Linked DNA regions of Homo sapiens: region 2 is linked to region 1. A link is a loop called in an ENCODE intact Hi-C map of the cell type or tissue named here. Cell type or tissue: B cell. All regions are shown on one strand. Links, peaks and the distances in the headings refer to the core of each region. The heading gives the core; the rest is flanking DNA. Region 1 overlaps RNGTT (RNA guanylyltransferase and 5'-phosphatase). Region 2 overlaps RNGTT (RNA guanylyltransferase and 5'-phosphatase).

Region 1 (5,392 bases), core at 109-5,108:
CACAATGTGCAGGTTTGTTACATATGTATACATGTGCCATGTTGGTGTGCTTCACCCATTAACTCCATTGATTATTCTCACTAGAGCTGATCTTTACTATGGTGGTGGCAAAATAATTTTCCAAATCCAGGACTCAGAACATTTACCAATCAGCATTCTGCTAAAAGCTAAACCATCTCTTCTGCTCATTTATTACCAGTATGGCAGTATGGACTCATAGATTCCTATTTTTAGCAAAGTTCATAATTCATTACTGTCCTTCTGGTGTCCACACTATATCCCAGATCTGGCCAGTGGGAGCACCTTCAAGTTGGCTCCTGCATCCTTTCGACATACATTGTTTTTGTTGGGTTGGGGATGTACTTTCTTACTTTCTGGCATAAGAAGGTATTCTATGCCTATCCTGCATCCTCCCTACCCGGCTCTAGAATAAGACATTTCTCTGAAGATCTCTGGTTCTTTTTGGTGAGGAATGGTGTTAGACACCAAAATCTTCGTGCTGGATATGCTTATTATTACCAGGGTGCCTCTGCTTATAGGTCCTGTCAGTGGACAGAGCTAGGAAATGAGTTTATGTGTATCACATATTACATACACAAACACAATCATGTATATGTATTCATATACATGCACATACATGTGAACATATATATTCAAATATTTTAAAAATTCTAATCCATCTCACAGAGTTCTTCACTGCCTTCCTCCATTTCATATTTGTATCTTTCTCCTTCCTCACTGAGAACCCTGACTCCCAACATCAGTACCCATTTGCTCAATCCTACAACACTTCTAAAGTAGTTTGGCGTTTCACAACCATAATTACAGCAAAAAACAAACCTAATAAAAAAGGAGTTCAAGATTTGTTTGCAGTTCTTCCCATCTCATCTCTCATGAGGGTCTGCATTCAAATCCTATGTTCCTAAGTTACTTCATTTTCCCCCCCACCAACTTCAATGTGATTCAAAGTAGGAATTTAACTAATATTTAATCTATATAATATCCACCAGGTAACAAGCTTTTTATAACATAAAAGGTAACTTAGAGAAATTGCAATTAATGAAAATATATATTAATTGAGAAAAATCACATAAGCGAAAGGTACTAATGTAAAGAATAGTGTTAAAATGAATATGAAAATTAAATTCCAAAGAATCAAATTATAAAACAAAGGTGATATATACTTCTATTTAGTAAATTAACAAGTAAAAATAAGTAATTTGACTCCAGTGAGGTCATAAGTAGATGTTTTAAAGCCACATGCTCCTTTTCTCCTACTAGTTACTTGTAGACACTTTGATTATGATGTTGGTTTTTGGTAAGCGGCCTGGGAAAGATTTTCTGCTGAATGCAGGAAGGATGAAATAACAGAGGAAACAAGAGTTACTAATACCCAAGAGATAACCAGGCAAAGGAACTGAAAAGAGTTCAGTCACAGCTCCTCCTTGCCTCTCCTAGGCACACTGGAAGTAAAACATAATCAAGAATGTTAACAGTAGTAACCATTCAAAGACTGAAAGCCAACGAAGCATTTGTCTTAAAATATGTTTGGGTGATGAGAATATTTTCAAATAAGAAAGCAGTTACTATGGGTCATTTGCTAAATAATAAAAATAGCTATATTATACATAAAAAAATACAACCAGCTACATACCAAATAGCTTAGTCATTAAGCATACTATAATAATAGTGATTACATTAGTGTTTTATGTCTATTTCTTTAAAATAATTTTTAAATAAAATATAAATGAAAGAATTAAACATTTCATTTTGTGAAAGAGGCAGAGGGTAGAAAACAGAAAAATGCTGCTCAGCAAAGTAGTAAGACTTTTTCCCCCATACTTAATCCTTCCTTATATAAGAACAGTTCTTCAACATTCAGAAAAATATTTTACCACCACAATTTCCTTCTCAAAAAGAGTAACACTAATTCAAATAAGCATGAGAAAACGATTTTTTTTTTTTTTTCCCAGAGATGAGATCTTGCTGTATTGCACAGGCTGGATTCAAACTCCTAGGGCTCAAGCAATCCTCCTGCCTCAGCTTCCAAACCCAGCTCATTCTATTTTTTTTTTTAATGAATTGAAGCAAAAGAAATACACACACACACACACACACACACACACACACACATACACTCTAGTCAGCAGAGTAAAAAGACTTTTCCGATAGGAAGTAAAGGAGACCATGCAGTCAATTCTATATATTCCATTCTGCTTGCTAGGAAGCTAGCATTTCTCAGTTTTAAATGTGCAGACCTTACCTGGTTAACAAACCAGAACCTTCTGGCCAGGCATGTTGGCTCACACCTGTAATCCCAGCACTTTGGGAGGCCGAGGCACGTGGATCACTTGAGGTCAGGAGTTTGCGACCAGCCTGGCCAACACTGTGAAACCCCACCCCTATTAAAATTATAAAAAATCAGCCCAGCATGGTGGCAGGCACCTGTAATCCCAGCTACTCTGGAGGCTGAAGCAGGAGAATCGCTTGAACCCGGGAGGTGGACGGTACAGTGAGCTGAGATTGCACCACTGCACTCCAGCCTGGGCAACAGAGTAAGTCTCTATCTCAAAACAAACAAACAACAACAAAAATACCTAAGCCTCCCAATACAAGTGGGAGGCCAGATCCCCTTAAAGAAGGTATTGCAATACTACTACAACCATGTACAGTACTGTAAATCCACAGTTGGCAAACTATAGTCTACAGGCCACATCTGGCCTCACACCTGTTTTTGTAAATAAAGTTTCACTGTGACACAGTCATGCTCACTCATACACATATTGTCTAGCTTTGATTTAGCACCACAATGGTAGACTTGAGTAGTTGAGATACATAGGCAACAAACCCTAAAATATTGACTATCTGGCCTTTCATAGAAAAAAAGTGCTGACCCTTGCTGTAAATCTTCCAACAGTTTTTCAAAGGATGAGCAGCATTTGCTAAAGTGATTGTTCTGGTAATCCCCGATGGGTAATCCCCTAGTGGTCGTGTCTGTTTAAAGTAAGTGTCTGGTAACCCCCTAGTGGTACGGATGTTCTTTCTTTCAAAAGAAAAATCTAATAAAAAAATTATAATCCAAAAGAAAGAACACCCAGACCACTAGGGGATTACCAGACACTTACTTTAAACAGACACGAATTGCCAGGAACCCAAAATGCCACTGCAGTCCGTAAGTTAAATGGAGAGCTTAGGGTAATCAGGTGATAAATGGATTACTGGCTCAAGTTTAAATCTAAGTGTGACGGTATGTCCACAAATACAACCTGCGGTTATTTTCCAGTTACTGGATGTATAACTGGAAGAGAAATACTTGGAAAACGAATTTCCACATTGGCTGTCTGACCCACGGAATAAGGGTCATTATGCTAGGAAAGGCCAAATAAAAGCCCCTTCAACCAGCCTTCCCTACCAGGGAAATAAACCAAAAGCAGTAACATATCTCCAAGGGAAATACAAAAATTAGTACCACCATCAGAGATTTAGAATGATTTTTGATTATCATAAATTTAATCATGTTAAACCAAGTGCAGCTGCCATTTCAGATGTGCTGTCTTTAACGAAACCAATCAATGTAGCCTCTAAAATCTTATATACAAGTTGGCAAATACTTTTTTCTCTGTACCAATCTGTGGTACTATCAGAAGACATCTGCCTTTGCCTAGAATGACCAATAGTATATCTTGCAGCCACAGCATACTGCTTTTCTGCTCTCTGCCACAGTAGAATCTACAGAGACAGTGGTCTTTTTAAAAAATAGTAAATATATATTTAGTATTTATTATGTAACATGCAGTAGTTTAAAGGACTTACATGTATTATGTCATTAAAGTCCCACACGAGGTAGGCACTATTATCCACATAATGAAGTTACAGAAACACAAGCAACAGAGAGAGAACCTGAGTAAAGAGTGGCAGAGCTTGAATTGAAATCCAGCTGGCATAATATCCAGAGTCTCTTTGCTTAAGAGGATCCACTACAGTCGTCTAAATGAAAGGTATTTTCTTTTTCCTTTTTTTTAAGGAAGGGTCTCACTCTGTCACTCAGGCTGGAGTGCAGTGGCCCCACCACAGCTCACTGTAGCCCCAACCTCCCCAGGCTCAGGTGTTCCTCCCACCTTAGCCTCCAAGTAGCTGGGACTACAGGCATGTGCCATCATGGCCAGCTTTTTTTTTTTTTTTTTTTTTTTTTTGTATTTCTTGTTAGAAATGGGGTTTCACCAGGTTGCCCAGGCTGGTCTCAAACTCCTGGACTCAAGCACTATGCCCACCTCAGACATCTCAAAGTGCTGGGACTACAGGAGTGAGGCACTGTGCCTGGTGGAAGAGTTATTTTGTTTGCGTATTTATCCATGTGTCAGTTGATAAATATTTGGGGTTGTTTCCACCCTTTGGCTATTATGAATAATGCTGATAAGAAGATTTACGTACAAGTTTTGTGTGGGCATATGTTTTCATTTCTCTTGGGTATATACTTGAGAGTGGAATTGCTGAGTCACATGGTAAGTCTATCTTAAACATTTTGAGGAACTATGTAACTGTTTGCCACACTGGCTGCACCAACTTACAATCTCAACATCCATGTGTAAGGACTCCAATTTCTGTCTCTCACTTGTTATCGTCTTTCTAATTTTTTTCAGAGACAGTGGTCACTCTGACACTACACAGAACAAATCACTGATCAACAATGCTGATGATTTTGTACTTATTAAGAGTGATAAAGAGGAAGTATAAAGTTCTTTAGACATCTTGCTAAGACACATGTAAGACAGAAGACATAAAACCCACAAAAATTAAGAGCCCATTGCCTAAGTAAGATTTCTAGGGGTCCAATGGTTGGAAGCCTATCAGGATAGCTTCTCCAAGGTGTCAGAGACAAGTTACTCTACTTGCACTATCAGTGGATACTAAAAAGGACGTTACAAAGATTAACAATCACTGTGGATTTTGAAGCAGTACTCCAACTCATTGACCAAGGAACCTGTTAGGCTACCATTTTTAAGTTGAAATCAGAACAAAAGATGGCTCTGCAGCAAGTTCATGCTATAGTATAAGCTGCTCTGCCACTTGGGCCTTATAACCCAGTATATCAATTGTCTGGAGCCTCTGAATCCTTCCTCCAAGATCTTGTGGCAAGAATGACAGCTGGGCAGCAACTGGCTTCTTATGAACCCTATAAGGCCTCCTCCAATCTTCTAAATTTTAATAATCTACCCTCATTTCTTCATTACCCCAGTTCGCTGCATGGTAGACGCTTCCTGCAGTGCTTGCTTCCTCTGCAAGACTTTTTCATCTCTTCAGTTCTTTCGTAACAGACAATTCTTCAACTAAATTCATTCTGTTAAAATATTTGCTGTGTTTCTGTTTTTAATTAAATCCAAACTGGTATGTC
Region 2 (5,392 bases), core at 245-5,244, 130 kb before region 1:
TATGTGGGAGTAAACCAAAATGCTGAAAAAATAAATAAAGATTCCCTTCTTATTCAGCCTGTCACTTAGAACACCAACAATAATGTTGAGGTTTTCTCCTTTTAATCTTCTAAACTCTTTCTCCTTTAAAATCACTCAATTTGCCTTAGTGGCACTTACAGGCACCGAAGACCACAGACTCACACAGCCTTGAACCATTAGACTAAAAACACAGAACTCTTTAGTTTAGCAAAAAATGTTCTCGTGGTGATCTGGACTCACCTGAGCAAACAAACTTCTAGGATTCCTTTCTTACAAGTCTGTACCTCAAGTCAATGCAAAGTCTCACTGAGACCTTCTGACCAACTGTAACTTGCAGCTATAACCTGCCTTTGATATGTCCAATTGGGTATTTTACTGTTTGCCATGCATAGATCATTGCAATTTTATATATGCTTTCTCAACAACTATATTTCTTCTACTTTGAGAAAGAAATCTTGAAGTTATTGACAAAGGCATTACGTAAGTACAGAGTGATAATCACATTGCTCAGAGCCCTAGAGTTTCATTTTGTGTCTCTATGCACTCCTTGAAAAACATTCATGATGGATTTATTTAAATTTTCCTCATCAGCTCCAGGTATAGCGGCTATTTAAAAAGCCACTCAGAAAATGTTGAAAATCTGAAAATGATTACAATAAATTATCTGCATCAAGTATCACATTCCCTAAATATCTTCTCCCCTAAAACCCAAAAACACCACAATAACTTCTCTCTGATAAACATTTTAGAGCTGAAACTCCAAGCAGGAAACTTTAAAATCATCAAATAAAACCCTTTTATTCTGAAATATTCAAGTACTAAAGTGCCCTCCCCAATTATCTGTATTAATTGGTGTGTATGTGTGAACATTCACATATTGGGGTGTTATAAAACCAGAGGAAATAGCAAATTCATTACTTTGGTAACTTGTACTCAAAATTAATTTAAGGTTTATAGCCAATATATTTATATTCATCATAGATATTTACTTTTTAAATTATTGACTAAGATTTTTTCCTTCATAGGGAAAGGAAGGGGAGAGACTAACATTTATTAACTACCTGTGATGTAGCTGAGCACTTTACATACACTGTTATCCTTTTTATAATAATGAGGAAATTAAGAATGAGAATATTTAAATAGTTTCTTCAAGACAGCATTTGGATCTAGAGCTCTACATCGCACTACCTCTTGGTACTAACTGGGAAATTCAACACACTAGAGGAAAAGGAAAATTTTATTATTGTTTACTCCAAATCAAGAAATGACTAACAGTTAAAGAGCTAAGGGAGTTCAGCTAATGGAGCATCCTTTGCAGTCACCATAAACTAAAGGAGAGACATGTGAACTCTCATAGGTCATGCTGAGTTTAATGTAATATAATCTTCTAGAATAGAAATAAGAAACATAGGCTGCATGTGAAGAAAAAAAATCCCAAAACCATGAGCCTCAAGTGCCATGTGTTGGTCAATACTAGTTTGGAGAAAAGGGGTCTGGAAAGAAGATAGGACAAACAAAGTAGGAGAAATCTCAAAAGTGGGTAGGGAAAAGGTGTGGACAAGAAGACGAAGAAAGTTCTAAGTGTCCTAAACTGGGTCTGTGAAATGGGGATTAAGTGCAATTCGGTTGAGTAATATACAAAAATTTTACTGATTTATCAGCATTATTTACATTTTTAGCAGGCTCCAGTGATTAAAACAGTCTTTTCCGTTCTGGCAACTGGTTTACCGGCTTTCACTTTCAAAGATGCAGGGGGAAAAAAGATGCAAACATAAAATTCAGCCTGCAGGTAAAATACGTGCTATTATCTAAAGATTTCTACATTTAGAAGTATCTGATTGCCTGATCTTTGGGAGATCAGAATTTTCACAATTCACGTTCTTAAAGATTACATTTGGAATCACATTAAATTTCTCATTTTGTTCCCTCCTTCCCCACTTCCTATATTTCCTTAGGTTTCTGTTCTACAGTTGTTCCAGTGAGGGTAAGGAGAATGTGTTCTAGTGGGAATAAAGAAAAAAAACAAAATTACGCAGGCAAAGAAAAAAGTTGTACATTTTTGGACGTTCACCACTCAACTGCTCTTAGCAAGTTTTCAGAGGATCTATTCTAAATTAGGTAGCTGTGGTTACCACTATTTTCTGGAAAGTTGTTTTCTGGGTATATGAAATTAAGTCTGAGGATAATTAAGGTAGGTAGCTTTTCATCTTTTCTCTAGAAAGTAACCAGCACAATCTTGGTGCTTAATGAAATTATATATCAGGTAAATGATATGCTTGCCAGGAATGCTTTCAAGTGGTGAGTATTTTACAGGATATTCTCACACTAGCATGCCTCCTTCTAATCTTGATTAAGTCAGCTCAACTCCCTGACTATAAGAAATCACCATGTGAGTCTTTGAAGAATGCGCCCCCTACCAATGCCATGCTGTGCCTACGCTAACCTTTAAGCAAGTACACCGGCAACCCTGAGTTCCTGTGGTTTCCACTGTGGTAGACTGTTGGGCCAGTAGCACACTTGCTATATGAGGGTCTGCTACAGTAAAACGACAATGCAGGAAGGATGTTTGTTTTGGGGGTTTATTCAAAATTGGAGAAAACTATGGAATGGTGAAAAGTAACAAGCCAAAGACTCATTATTTGCTTTGTCTGCCAGCTGCCAGCTGCCAAAGAAGACACAGTGGATCGCCTCCTGGTACTGTTCTGTGCCCAGAGGCTCCAAATTAGCACTGTTTTAACTGTCTTGCCACCACACTTCAGATGTTATCACTATCATTTCCATTTTTGCTTTTGGAATATTCCAGGGACCACAGTCCTTCAAATCCTACCATCTAATTGGTGCTAAATTTGCATATAGTCATGCTTCCTCCACTCTGGTGTAAAATGGATATTCTAGTCCTCTTCTGTAAGCTCCGTGTTTTAACTATCACACAGCCTGGAGTTTCACTAGTAGATAAATGTTGAGTAGGCCCACTGCAAAGCTTACTGATGGCAGAGCAAATAGCTGAATTTAACCTTAAATTAATCCTGATATATGAGCTCTGAGTTAAACAGCTCTGAGTTAAACAGGCCAAGCAATAGTTCAGCAAGTCGGTGGGGAGGGGGTGACAGAATGAACATCTGAGACTTTTTTTTTTTTTAACTTTAATCCGACATGATAAAGGCAAAGTAACTCATTCTTAGTTACATTTCCTTCTGTGAATTTTGTTTTTTAGTAACTTGTTTTTTTGCTTAAATATTTTTTTAGAAATCAAAACCCAACAATGAGAACAATTATGTTAATAATGCCAGGAAATTTGTTTGCTTTGTTAAATTGAGCTTCAAAAGCACTTCAATTGAACATACATTTGTGATTGCAAGTAATGTCTATTCTTATATCCATTTAAAATGTTTACTTTATTACAGCTTATTATAAATGTGAAGTCTAAAATGCAGCACCATGGCTGCTCAATTTCCAGGCCACAATTTTATGATAATCATATGAAATGTATTCATGTGTCAACAGAACTGCCTAACAATGCCCCAAATGGAGTTGTTAGCAGCTCTGTCTTTCTGATGGCCACACAGTTCTGTGCCTCATAACATTAAGAAACTGCTACAAACGAAAAGTTCTTTGACAATTTTAACTTAGTTTGTAGCATGTACTATGTTGCTACATACAGCTCAGTTTAATTGCTACTGTCTCAGAGATCTCCTACAGGAAAACTGACCTTAAACATATGAATGAGATAAATGGGCTGTTACTTTTTATATGGCTGGATTGTCTTTTTAGGTAGTCTTTACACCAAAGGGGTTGAGACTGCAGAATCCCTCTGGTATTTGATGTTCCCTACTGCATGCAGTGGTGAAAAGGTACCTGGAAGATGCCTTCTATCACCTTGACATCTCACAAAGGAGTAAGGGAGCACTTATATGCAGATCCGATAAATGGAAATGAATAAAGGCTCTAGAGGTGTCCCTCCCTCCCTCTCATGACTTCCTCGCTTTTGTGACAAGTAGCCCATATGATGGTGGCCAGTGCAGGAGCTGAGATCTTGAGCAACATTTTCTCAACTCTACATTTTTTTTTTAAGGCCCTATGATGCAGGTACCATCCCATGTGTTTTTATGCCCCTTATTTCATTCAGAAGATCTGTTTGCCTGCAGTGGACCATATACTTTTGGATGGAGGTTGGGAGAAAAGCATCCGTCAGGAACCAGAATCATGTGATAGTAGGCTATATATATTTTTTGTTTCAAGTTTTTTTTTAACCTCCTAGAAACACTTCTCTGAGTTAGTAACAGAGAACTGTGAAAATGTCCAATCAACTTTAAGACAACTGATTTTTTATAGCCAACTGCTTCTGAAAGAGTACCAAGTCCACCTAGGCCAACTCTTTATTTATTATTTTGAGACAAGGTCTTGCTCTGTCGCCCAAGCTAGAGTGGTGTGGGACGCTCACAGCTCACTGCAGCCTCAACCTCCCAGGCTCAAGTGATACTCCCACCTCAGCTTTGCTAGCAGCTGGAACTACAGGCGTGTGCCACCACACTTGGCTAATTTTTGTATTTTTTGTAGAGATGGGAGTTTCACCATGTTGCCCAGGCTGGTCTCAAACACCCGGGCTGAAGCAACCCATCTGCCTTAGCCTCCCAAAGTGCTGTGATTACAGACATAAGCCACCATGCTCAGCCCCAACTCTCTTTTTAGATGGAAAACACTAAGGTTCACAGAAAGCCTATAACTTATCCAAAGCATATGCCTCTTTGGGTGCAGAACTAGCACCAGGGTCCAGACTTGCAGCATCCCAGTCCAGCACACTGACTATGGAGTCATCTATAAGACAATCCTTCATAAACAAAAGGTATAACTTTGCAGGGCAAATGTTTACTTACAGTCATTTAAGTTTGATCCAGTTTATCTAATGCAAGAAAAACAGTTTATATAGCAACCAACTACAGACACACAGACACACAGACACACACACACACACACACACACACACACACACACGTACATTTCATAAAGCAATTTATTTCCTTTCTTTGTGCTATTTTCTCTTCTACTTTATTTCATTAAAACAAAAACAAACAAACAAACCTGATTGAGATCCACTTAATGGATTTCGAAACCAACCATCAAAGTCAGGGGGGAAAAAAATCTCACAGAATATCAAACAGAATAATGGATTGATTTCAAGCAACTAGCATGGAAGTTAATTCTAGTCTAGTATAATTCTAATCTTGAATTTTATAAACAATAAAGGTAGACAACTCTCAGGACAGGAGTCTTGGTACTCAGAATGCTAAATCAGACCCCGTCTCATGGCTTCTGCCACCTTCCTTTCCCACATATTGTCTCTTTTCGAACAATGACTACACTGTAAAGAGGC

The links. Peaks named below come from ENCODE experiments on the same cell type or tissue, not always from the same donor. Only the 100,000 strongest peaks of a DNase experiment are listed, where the experiment ranks them.
Region 2: a loop joins it to region 1, with 2.3 times the contacts of the local background. A loop is called at or near these places in 2 of 110 quality-filtered maps.

What each region holds. Positions count from the first base shown.
Region 1 is chr6:88,758,921-88,764,312 of GRCh38, forward strand. All of the region lies in intron 13 of RNGTT (RNA guanylyltransferase and 5'-phosphatase), which reads right to left. Among named protein-coding and RNA genes, the nearest start is that of RNGTT, 200 kb to the right of the region's middle. In B cell, for the core only: a CTCF peak has its summit at 3,045; a DNase peak (open chromatin) is centred at 2,991; H3K27ac peaks cover 1,725 bases.
Region 2 is chr6:88,627,568-88,632,959 of GRCh38, forward strand. All of the region lies in intron 14 of RNGTT (RNA guanylyltransferase and 5'-phosphatase), which reads right to left. Among named protein-coding and RNA genes, the nearest start is that of RNGTT, 330 kb to the right of the region's middle. RefSeq lists a silencer at 2,408-2,497. In B cell, for the core only: a CTCF peak has its summit at 2,423; a DNase peak (open chromatin) is centred at 2,434; H3K27ac peaks cover 442 bases.